Linked DNA regions of Homo sapiens: regions 1 and 3 are each linked to region 2. Evidence: read pairs that join two places in POLR2A ChIA-PET (ENCODE). Cell type or tissue: MCF 10A. All regions are shown on one strand.

Region 1 (4,000 bases), 82 kb after region 2:
TCCAGGCCTCTTTTTACTTTTTTAAAAATGTGGCTCCTAGAAAAATTTAAATTACATAAGTGGCTTACATTTCTATTGGCAGTGCTGTTCCAGACAACGCTCTTAACATTAAAGGCATAAATGCAAAAATTATGGGCCAAATCTCAGGCCTCCTGGAGTTTGTATTTTGCTGGGCACAGAAGAATCCTCAAGCAAAAAAAAAAAAAAAAAAAACGGGAGTGTGAGATCAGAAAATGATGTGTTCTGAAGAAAAGAGCGCAGGGAAAAGAGGGACTAGTGTGGGTGGGATTCCTCTCCCTGCTCCCCTTCCCTTCCCCTCCCCATCTCCTATGACAGGGAAGGCAAATAGGTTTCCTCTCCAGTACAAACTCAAATAGATTGGCAGTGGCTGTCTGGAGCACTCACTGCTATAGAAAAGATTCCAAAGCTAACTCAAGCCTCAGCTGGAAAGCACGGCATGCTATATTTAACTGTGTCTGCACAGGCTGGGGAGCAGGCAGTAGCGCCAAGTTTGACCCAGTTCTATAAACGGCATCTCCACCCATCCATCCACTCAAGCTAGAAACCTCAATCTTATTCGCTCTCTTACTTCCACCTCCCCACCCCCTTTACCTCAATCCCCCTCAATCTAACTACATTCTGTGACTTTGGCCTCTGGAATGTCTCATGAATCCAGCTGCTTATTTCCATGCTCTGTCAAGATCTTAATCCAGAAAGGGGCCAGGGGAATCCCCTACAATAACTGCTCCTTATCCAGGCTCCATGCCCTCCCTCAGTGTATTCCCCCTACTGCTGTCAAAGTTCATGTCCACAACCAAAAAAAAAAAAAGCTCAAAATCAATACTTCACAATACTTTAAATACCCAGAGTACCCAGGTTAAGTGTTTACACCTCTCGTCTTATTTCCCACCATTTCTCTCCATCCTGTCCCCTCCATGACATCCTTTCCCTTAACTGCACCGACCTTCTCACCATTCTTCAATGGTGCTCTTCAGCAGCTCTTCGCTCTTCTCTTCAGCAACTCTTCTCTCCAACTAGCATGCTATCCCCGCCCTCCTATTTTCTCCTCCTAGAAGTCTTCAACTCAAACTTCAAGACCCAGGATCAAATGTCATGCTAAGAAACGTTCTCAGAATCTTACAGGGAACTGGTCCCCTACTCCATTCTTCCCTCAGAACACTTACCTGTCACCTAACCATGAGGATATGTTCTAAGAAATTCACTGTCAGGCGATTTCATGGTTGTGAGAACATCACTGAGTATACACTGCACGCCCACGCTAGACAGTGGAGCCTACTGCACGCCCACGCTAGACGGTGGAGCCTACTGCACGCCCACGCTAGACGGTGGAGCCTACTGCACGCCCACGCTAGACGGTGGAGCCTACTGCACGCCCACGCTAGACGGTAGAGCCTACTGCTCTTAGGCTGCAAACCTGTTCAGCCGTGCTGAATAATGAGGGCAACTGTAACCCTCATTATTTGTGCTATAGGCATGGAAAAGGTACAATAAAAATATGATATAAAAGATCACTTGTGTGGGCGTTTACAGGAATGGAGCTTGCAGGACTGGAAGTTGCAATGGGTGGGGGAGGGATGGAGGGAGGGAGGGATGGAGGGACGGAGAGGAAGAGAGATGAGTGAATGAATGCAAAGGCCTAGGACATTAAACCGTCTACTACGGTCGACTTTATAGACATTGTACATTTAAGCTACACTAATTTATTTTAAAACTTGTTTTCTTCAGTAATAAATTAACTTTAGCCTACTTTATATAACTTTTTAATCTTTTTTTAACTTTTGGATTCTTTTGTAATAACAGCTTAAAACACTGCACAACTGTACAAAAATGTTTTCTTTCTTTACATTCTTATTCTGTAAGCTTTCATTTTTTTAACTTTTTACTTTTTAAACATTTTTCTCAAAAATTAAGATACACATACACGTAAGCCAAGACCTCCTTGGGTAAGGATCGCAAGACATCACTAGGTGATAGGATTTTTGTAGCTTCATTACAGTCTTAGGGGAATACTGTCGTATATGCAGTCCAACACTGAAATGTTATTTGGTGCATGACTGTATTCTGCTCTTATCTCAACACAGCAAGCATGCTGCCTGCTAAAGCCATCAGCATGCTCTCACAATTAGTGCTTTGGAGGGAAGTACTGGTCTTATTTATTTTTGTATTCTCATAACAACAAGGCAAAGGCTTAAAGGAAACACTAAACGAATGAGTGAAAGAAGCGGAGTGTGGTCCCTGAATCCCCTACTCCAACACTCTCTGCCCAGGCTGGCCTGGGAACTCTCACGAGCTCCTAAACCCCTGCCCAAGGCTAGAGTATCTGAGCACTTCACCCTAACTGTATCAGAATGACTTCTCTGCTGACTCACCCAAATATAGGAAGGCAAGGGTGTGATAATTCTTTTGTGTTGGCACATAAAAGGCACTTACTAAATATTTATTCAATGAGTGAGTAAATGAACAGACACTGTCAGACATCTAGTTCCCCCACCTCACTTTACAGAGGGGGCGGCTGCAACCCAGAGGCTTAACAACGTGATAAAAATCAAGATTGGAACACAGCCTCCCATCTTATACCACAACTTATTTCTCCTGATGAAAAAGGTTCCCACATAGGTATTTGTCATTTTTAGGCCATTTGGTATCTGAACACTCTTCACAGTTCATGAGAATCATGGAAGGCAAAAAAGCCATGCCACCAAGTATAAAAACCAAACTAACAAATCTCCTACCTTACCTCCCTGGTAACCAGGGCTTTGCTAGTGACCAAAGTTTTGACAATCACATGCTCCTGTTCAGACTCTGGAGTCTTGATGGGTCACTCCTGCAAGATGTAGGGACAGTAAGAGACTATCCACAGTGGAGGCAGGAAAGTTGAGGCTCACATAGCAATGCATTGCACAAGTGCCAGGTGTGGGATCCGAAGCAGACTGGTCTTCTGCTGCGACCCTGGCTGTGTCCTCTGCTGCCACCTGCTTTGGCCCCTACTTATTTTTCCAGCATAGTTTCCAGCTTTCAATTAATTCTATGGGTTAACATATAGCCTTCCATTACATTTGTTTTCTGCCCAACTTGGCCAGGAATGGGTTTCTGTTGTCTGCATCCAAGAGACTTGACTTGACTAGACTTGAAAGTAAATGAAGAATGCGGGCCATCACCTCAAAAACAGGATATTTATGGGGAAAAGTGGAGAGTAATTGCAAAAACATGGGAAAATGAGAAAAGGAAAAGCAAAAACGAAATAATTAGGTAGCTCACAGAGAAGTCAATGTCTTGCTGATGTTGTTTACCTTGACCACACGAAAGAGACTGCTAATTGATAACCAAAGGCATTTTTTTCCCTGAGTCAACTAGACTACATTTCCAGCCTCCCTTGCAGTTAGCATGGCCACGTGACTAAGACCAAGCCAATGAAATGTCAACAGAAGTGATGTGTGCCACTACCACGTCTGACCCATAAAAATTGCGTGTGAAAACCTCCATGCTCTTCCCCCATTCAACAAATGCCAAAACCTAGGATGACCTTTGGACACTATTAAATTTAAAATAGGAAAAATGCCCATAGTTCAGAGCCTGAATAACTGCAGAGCAGAGCTGTTATCCCATTGTACTAACAGTCATTGGACTATTATATGGCAAGAAATTCTACTGATTTAAACCACTGAAATATTAGGTGTGTTCGTTAAACCAGTTAGCTTACCTTAGTAAATACAGAAATTACTATCTACCTAGAAATGATAACAAATAATTAAATGTCATTTCTCAGCTTGAAAACACTGGTCAAACGTATTCCAGTATGGACTTGAACTAATACAAACAAAACTACCTCCCAGAAGTTAAGAAATGTGTTTTCGGTTTTTGAGAGAGTAGACTTTTTTCTTGGAGAAGAGGTACAAAAGTAAAGCAGGGGAAAAATGATATGACTCTTCAAATCAAATTACGTAATTCCTAGGTCCACGCATGGTGGCTCACACCTGTA
Region 2 (4,000 bases):
TCATCCCCTCCATCTCAAGGCGAGCTAATCAGCAACCATAATTCCCCTTCGCTATGTAACCTAACAGTCACAGGCTCTTGAGAGTAGGACATGGACAGCTTTGGCCACTATTCTGCCTCCATCAAAGCATGCCACTCACACCTTCCTACCTTTGCTGATGCAGTTCTTTGAACAGCTTCCCTGAACTCCTAATCCCCATGCACTGGTCCTCAAACAAATGCAGGCATCATGCCAAACCCTTCTCAAGTGCTACCTCCTCTGAAGCTGCCCACCCTGTTCCTCTTCGGATCCTGCCAATCCTTGAATCATGCCCCTACCACATTAAAAGAAGTATCCATGCATGGTGGCCCCTGTCAGACTGCCTCTGATAGAACTGCTCCTTGTTTCACAGTCCCCTTCCTAGGCAGTGGGCTGTGTCTCAACCGGTCTGTCCTTCCTCCAATCCAGTTGTCTCTTCCTGCACCTACACCGTACTGATCAGACTGCAGTGGCTTCAAAGAATATTCCAACATCTGGTGAAGCAAGTCGCCCCACCCCTAATTGCTCTTCTTCCTTGTGCTTTTCTCGCTATTCTCAGGCATTGATTTTCCTATATTATTTTAACCAATCGAAAATGCTACGAGTAGATCAGTGGTTGCCTAGGAATGGGACAGAGAGAAAGATGGACCAGAAATGGGAACAGGGAGTTTTTGGGGAGATGAAATTGACATTCTGATAGTGGTGTGATGACATAAGGGTATACATACATCAAAACTGATCAAGTTTTCATGAACACAAAGGGGAACAACAGACACTGGGACCTACCCGAGAGTGGAGGAGGGAGAGGAGCAGAAAACATAACTATTGGGCATTGGGCTTAATACCTGGGTGCCAAAATAATCTGTACATCAAACGCCCATGACATGAGTTTACCTATATAACAAACCTGCACACGTACCCCTGAACCTACAAATATAAGTTTTAAAAAACGGGTCAAATTTTACATTTAAAATAGGTCCTTTAATATCCTTGAGCTGTTTTTGAGAGTCTACACTAAGAGTGCCACTAGTCCCCCTAACAATTTGGCAAGTGAGTAGGTAGTTAGAATGAAACCAAGAATCTTTATTTTCCCTCTCAAAAAAAATGAAACGAACACTTCACCCATATTATTAATTCAGTTCACTTGGTATCAGTGCCTCTCAGTCCTGCGGGCTGGTCGCTTCTCCCTGGATTGCTTCCTGGGCATTCCAGCAGTGAGTCCCCCCATGAGCGGCCTCCATGGCACAGCCCCAGCCCTGGGTGGCTTCCAGCCAGTGCCAGCAGGAGAAACACCCACGGATGGATTTACCTGGGCACATACCCTAGTGACTGCACAGCACAGCACTGACCATGGGACACCTGCCAATCACCCTCCCACGAGCAGTGCTGGAGAGCCTGCAGCCAGACAGGTTCCCCCCCAGGGACTTCTGCAGCACTGCCCGAGGCAGCCAGCAGGGAGCTCTGAGACGTGGCACCTCCCCGGGGGCCAATTCCCACAGCAGAGGGTGGGTTTCAGTCACGTCTTGCTGGGGAAGCACCTCAGCAAGCTCCTCTGTCGTCCAGTGAGTCACGATCACACCCTCTCCCATGAATGAGTCATGACGGCAGCCCTCTCCACGAGGTCTGGGTCTTAGCAGAGGGGTGCGGGTAGGAGTGGCCCTTCGTTGGGTGCTCAGGATCAGTTCCAGGTGTAGTGACTGCTGGGTGCATTGGTGATTCCTACATTGTTTAGCCAGTTCTCTTATCAGCTAATTCCCCCAACTCCAGTTAATTATATATACTTGTATACGTGTGTGTGTGTATATATATGTGTGTGTGTGAATAAAAGCAAGGGTAAGCAGGAAAACCCCGAAGAGAAACGTGATGAAATGAGGTGCACCTGCCTGCTAAGTATTGAAACGGCCCAGAAGCCTCTGTAACTGAAGCCAGGTAGGAGTGGCATGTGCAGAGGTTTACAAACCAACACAGCACATTAGAAGGTTCAGAAGAAGACCCAAGTAATCACGACAGTTATCATATGATAAGTGATCAATGTGAATCTTTAACTAAGATGGGGGAAAGATGAACTTTTTAATAAGTGGTGTTGGAACAACCAGCCAGCCATTTGGGAAAATATAAAATTGAATCCATGCCTCACAATATATAATAATAGGATAAATTCCAAATGGATCAAAGATTTACGTGAAAAATATGAAACCATTAAAAACATTAGACTGGGGAAGACTTTTCTTTTCTTTTTTGAGATGGAGTTTCACTCTTGTTGCCAAGGCTGGAGTGCAGTGGTGCAATCTCGGCTTACTACAACCTCCACCTCCCGGGTTCAAGCGATTCTCCCACCTCAGCCTCCCAAGTAGCTGGGATTACAGGTGCCCGCCACCAAGCCTGGCTAATTTTTGTATTTTTAGTAGAGACAGGGTTTCACCATGTTGGCCAGGCTGGTCTCGAACTCCTGACCTCAGGTGATCCAGCCACCTTGGCCTCCTAAAGTGCTGGGGAACATTTTTCTTTTACCCAAAATACAGAGAGCAAACTGTTCTAGATCTAAGGAGAGGTAAGAAACGAACTAAACACAACACGTGGACCCTAATTGAATCCTGGTTTGAACAAACTGGCAGTAAAATATTTTGGGGACAATGGGAACACTGAATACGGATCAAGTGTTTGACACCAGTAAGGAATGATTTTAATTCTCTTTAAGGTGTGATAATGGTATTAATGGATAAGCAAGACAATGTCATTTTTTAGAGATGCAGACTGAAGTAATTTGGAAATACCACGTTTCAGCAAAAAACAATTGTTAAATCTAAGCGAAGTTGGTATATTATTACAGGAACTCAAAAAGTCTTCAAATACTCTTAGTTTGGGAAGCATGTTGCCTTTTCCTTCTCATCACAGTCAGAAACTATTTTTTAAATTACAGTCTAAATTTTGTCAGAGAAAACGTCATTGTAGAAAGGGGCAAAAATGGCCCCCAAATCAAACTCTACCCCGTGGGCATGTGTCCAGCTCTGTCTTGGCAGTGCCCATGCAGTACTGGGCGGGGCCCAGGATTGTCGCTGCCAGGGCTGGAGGCTGTCCAGGAGTGGGGTTGTCCTGAGCCCTGAAGGGTGGGTGTTCCCAGGCTTCCTGCGCGCCCCCTTCCTCCCCTCCTCTGCCCTGCGGGACTTGTGGTAACATAGGGGCCACTCCACTTTCTGGCCTCCGCAGCCACAAGACCCAGGCAGGGAGGGAAGGAGGGCAGGACAGGGTGGCTGGAGAGGGGGGCCCAGCTGGAGGGAGGCAGGCAGGGAAGGACACAGCTTCAAGAGCGCTGGGGGCACAGCAAGAACAGGGTAGGCGCAGAGCCAGAGACGCTGTGTTCTGTCACTGCAATCCTGTTTTGGTTCCCAGGCTGGTGTGGCCTGAGGGAACTTGGTCCTGCGGGAACAAATCCTTCCTCGGGCCTCCAAGTCAGTCCCAGTGGGCAGCGGGGAAGGACGCAGTCTTGCCTCTTCTGAAGCAGGTTAAGGGGCCCCTTAACCTGGCCCCTGCAGCCGCAGGCCTTTCTAGAAAGATTGAGCAGGTCCACGTCCTAGAGCTCCTCGAAACGTCTAGACAATTTGCTTTGATAAGATTTGCTGTCACCTCCCAACCAGAGGTTTATCTATGTGGTCTTGAAGAGGGATTAATTTCCTTTTTAAACCCCCTAAGCCGCCGTTTGACAGGTGGCTCCTGGCGGTAGGCTGGGCCCCTGTCCAGGGCTGCTTGGCAGGAGCGTTACCGGTATGATCTGAGACCAAAAGGACACCCTTCTGTCAATTAAGAGCTCCCTGGGCTCCAGGGTCTAAGCTCAGTGGGCAGGCAACCCCCTAGATTCCTGAGCTGCAGGACAAACCACACTGGGGCTAAACTCCGCACTAACAGGAAAGTTGTCAGACCCCTCCTAACTCTGATTTACAACACAGACCATTACAACTCTGCTGGGACCGAGGGCGGCCCTACC
Region 3 (4,000 bases), 87 kb before region 2:
TTCAGCTGCAAGCATGACCCCCCACCACAAGGCTGCTGAGTTCCTCGGATTCTCACCTCCACCCACCCCAACGTGCTCTCCAACTGGAAGAGCACCCATTCATTTATAAATCAACTTTATGGAACCAATAAAATCATTTCTGTTTTAGCTGTCCCCTGGGTAAGCTATACTCTTTTACATTAACATAGCAAATGTCAACTTTTCTGTTCCTTCAAACATGGCCTTCCAGCCTGGTTGTTCCAGCATATATCCCCTCTATGTCCATGAGGCAGAACTCTCTCTTCCCCCACTCCGTTCTTCCATCTATCCCCATCCTTTGCTGTTTCCCTGGTTCTCCAGTTCCAATTCTATTGTTTTAGTTCAGTACCTTATGTTCCCTAACAGAAATCCAGCTGCAAATGTCAACCTATTTCTTAAGCACAATTTTCTCTTGCAGGTCTAACCAAGCTAGGGCTCTGAAATGTCTATTTTTCACTGCACTCCAATTTAAAAATTATTCATGACTTCATTTAATAGTCTAAATTTTGAATTCTCCAGAGCAACATTCTTATGCTTTCCATCCCTACATTTTCTTACATTTCAGTTTTCTTACTTTTTTCCCCTTTGCTTTTTTATTTAGATTTAAGCCAGTGTCTTTGGGATATTTAGAAACTGCTTACAAAGGTGGGAACTGGTGGACAGAGAAAGGGGGCATAAGAATGCTATTAGAAAACTACCTGAACTCACCAGAAGAATGGGAAATCATTTGATTTGCTGAGAGAATACAATTAAAATACTCATAGTAAATCATTTCCAAAACAGTTTGCTAATAGTCTGGCTACTCTTCAGTCTTTCTTTCCTTGACTTGGGTGATACTCTGTATGATTTAAAAATGTCAGGAAGGTAGTTGAAAGTTCAGTGTCCTCTATATATTGTAAACATTATCTTCAAGGATGATTTCCTTTCAATGGATGGCTTTAACATTGAAAAACATAGGTAACATATACATAATAGATGATTCATTGATATTACTTTACAATACACTAAAATAACATTATCTTGTTTCTGAACTTTATGGCCAACCGGTATCTAAGAAAATGTTAGCCTTTAATTTAAAATTGAGTAAAGCACGCCTCTTCCTAATATTTCTGCCTTTAATGTCTTGAGTGCTTTAGATGCAGAGTGTCATCTAGAAGTCAAAATTCTGTCAGAAGGCTGCTAAGAGATTTTGATAAATCACAGAATATATAATAATAACCCAACAATATTTTACCCAACATGGTGTGGTGTTTGAGAGCATTAAGAGCACTTGTACAAATTATCTTATTTCATTCTAATTCACCATGAGAGGTTGAGTATTATAATTTACATTTTATAGAGGGAAAACTAGGGTTTGGGCAAATTGGCCAAGTTTAAAGGCCAGTGAATCATAGCTCCTTGTCTCAAATCCAGGTCACAGGGCCCTAAGCTGTGGGCTATTTTTACTACAAAAAATTTCAGCAAACCAAATCTGCTAAAAAAAAAAAAATCTGGCCTGCTGCCTGTTATTGTACCACTTGTGAGCTAAGAGCAATTTTTACATTTTTTAATAATTGGGGGAAAAAAAAGAAAAGAAGAATATTTTGAGACATGTGAAAATCATCCTAAATTCAAATTTCAATGTCCACAAACAAAGTTTTATTGGAACACAGCCACAGCCATTTGTCTGTGTATTGCCTATGGCTGCTTCCACATGCACTCACAGAGCTGAGTAATTACAACAGAGACCGTGTGGCCAGCAAAGATTGAAATATTTACTATCTGGCCCTGTATAAAAAAAGTTTGCTGACCCCTGTACTGTACTGTTAAGTACTATTGGTACTATTAAGTACTAGTAATAGTACTATTAATAATAGTATGTAAGAGTACTAAGTACTATGAAATATTGTACTGTACTCTTAAGAGAGTCCTAGGCAATATAGAAGAATGACTTTTTTTCTAGCATAAATTATTGAAGTCACTCATAAGTCTGTTCAAAATAACATAACTCTTTTTTTTCGGTTGTCAAAGAGACAACTGCTTCACAAGACTTAGAGAGCCCAGTCATTCAGTTAGGGTCTCAAAGGAAGAATCCTTCCTTTTCATGCCATTCCTCCAGAGTGGCAAATAGAGTCAACAGCCAGCCAGGATCTAGCGGTCAACTCAGAAAGTGGATACAGTAAAATTACTCCTTAATGAACTACAGAGAAATGGGCATTCCCAGCCCAGCCGCTGAAATATTGCTTCAGTGGCACCCTCAGGCGTTGGATGATGTACATAGCTCAGGCTGCCAGTCTCTGCTCAGCAAAGCAGCCCAGACCTGCAGTGGTTGCCACACATCAAACCCGCCTCGCTCCTCCACATGGCTTCTCTCTTAGGCTCTCTTGGAGGAGAGTTAAATAGGTGGCCCAGATGTCTCCCTCTGTTTTCTTGCTAGTTTTCTCTAGCCTACAGTTTACAACTGATCAAGGTGATGAACGTGAACCTGGAACTAGCTCATGTTTAATTGCGCTAGTTTTTGCTCTCTCTAGCCACTAAGCTAGAAGTTTAATGTGTAATTAAAGAACTAAATGCTTCTTATGGAAAACCAAAAGGTCCTTTGAAAAGAGCTCAGGGAGACACGGAAGTATAGTAAAGGGTTGTTGGATTTCTTGCGCTTTCTGAGTCTGAAGCAAAGACAAAGATTGGTAATTACAGACATAATGGATGGAAAAAGTCCAGACCTTGGGGTTTTTAGATGAGTCAATATTAAATGGCATTCTTTGTGTCACTAAGCTGAACTCCCTTGTCTTCTAAGGAAGCATTTCTAATGCCAGAGGTAGTCAGCCAAGCTAGGTTCCTTATCTTTTTAGTTCTATGGAAAAACATATCAAGTTCTCTTATGAGTGCTTTCCTGGAAATCAGATGAGAAAGAAAAAAAAGTAACAATGTAACAAATCATTGTGATGTTGTTATATTGTCGACAGATAAAGGATGGATTTGATCCTGCGTCTGAAACTAAGTAGGTAATGGTATCTACAATATAGATCATGCAAAAAGCTTGTGACCCTTCAACTGCATGGAAGAGTGGGAGGAAACAACTAAGTGGGAGGAAACAAATCTCAAAGTTCAACACCATAAAACTTAAATAAATGTAAAAGGAGTCAAACTTTTACTTGGCCTCATTGCCTTGGTAAAAGAAAGCTTCATGTATCCACCTAATTCAATAAGAGAGTCCTAGGAAAAGGAAGGCAAAATACTTTAAAGGCACACAAAAATATTTCACTGGGGTGGTCAACATGATTAAGTGATGGAGATTAGATTTATCACTGATGAAAACAGTATTTATAGAGTTATTTTTAGACACTATACCCCCTAGATGCAAATCCCAACATGCACTGTGGTTGGCCGGAGAATTGTGGCCACATAGTAAACAGATCTTGATTTCAGAGAATGAAATGTTCCTACCGACTTTGTGTAATTGCCCATTTCAAGATTAAGGCTCAGTGCCCATTGTTTTAACACCGATCATCAATACTGTGATATCAACTAAGCCAATCTTTATAAGAATATGAAGGGCTGTTTTTCTCAGGCAATGTAAATATCTGCTACCAACAAGCACTAGTGAAATAAACATGTAATCATCATCGTTTCTAAAACTCTGATAGAAATCACAAAACATTCAAGCAAAAGGGCAAGGTCTTCCAGGAGCCTAGGAGCAGACTTTTGGCTACAAAGAGCCTAGTCCAGGCTGAATGCCTTATGGAGTATGTCAGTCTTGGGTCTTATCACTAAACACAACTAGTAGAACTCGATCAACTGGAGTGCAGAGATCAGAGTTTCGGTCAGCCGTGCATTACCCAAACCTCTGGGTCTTCAGCCAGTCTTCTTAGAAGAGGGGAAGGAGCACTGTCCTCAGATCCGGCCATCACGGGCATCGCCCTGACATCATCTCTCAGCATTGCTGACTGTGGGCATGGGTATGAGAAATACCCTCCCGTAGCTCAGACTTGGGCAGAACAAA

Evidence for each region. ChIA-PET counts read pairs that join two places held together with the same protein. Peaks named below come from ENCODE experiments on the same cell type or tissue, not always from the same donor. Only the 100,000 strongest peaks of a DNase experiment are listed, where the experiment ranks them.
Region 1: POLR2A ChIA-PET joins it to region 2 with 6 read pairs; 2 of 35 experiments call an interaction of 5 or more read pairs at or near these places.
Region 3: POLR2A ChIA-PET joins it to region 2 with 7 read pairs; 3 of 35 experiments call an interaction of 5 or more read pairs at or near these places.

What each region holds. Positions count from the first base shown.
Region 1 is chr21:37,448,971-37,452,970 of GRCh38, reverse strand. All of the region lies in intron 2 of DYRK1A (dual specificity tyrosine phosphorylation regulated kinase 1A), which reads right to left. Among named protein-coding and RNA genes, the nearest start is that of KCNJ6-AS1, 68 kb to the left of the region's middle. RefSeq lists an enhancer at 1,270-1,821. In MCF 10A, no CTCF peak of the experiment used is centred here; a DNase peak (open chromatin) is centred at 2,380.
Region 2 is chr21:37,530,943-37,534,942 of GRCh38, reverse strand. The region is part of intron 1 of KCNJ6-AS1 (KCNJ6 antisense RNA 1); the gene reads right to left. Among named protein-coding and RNA genes, the nearest start is that of KCNJ6-AS1, 14 kb to the right of the region's middle. RefSeq lists enhancers at 1,495-1,544, 1,655-1,884. In MCF 10A, no CTCF peak of the experiment used is centred here; a DNase peak (open chromatin) is centred at 1,612.
Region 3 is chr21:37,618,049-37,622,048 of GRCh38, reverse strand. KCNJ6 (potassium inwardly rectifying channel subfamily J member 6) reads left to right here. Exons shown (of 4, transcript NM_002240.5): 4 at 1-4,000. All of the region lies in intron 1 of KCNJ6-AS1 (KCNJ6 antisense RNA 1), which reads right to left. Among named protein-coding and RNA genes, the nearest start is that of KCNJ6-AS1, 100 kb to the right of the region's middle. In MCF 10A, a CTCF peak has its summit at 2,259; a DNase peak (open chromatin) is centred at 2,268.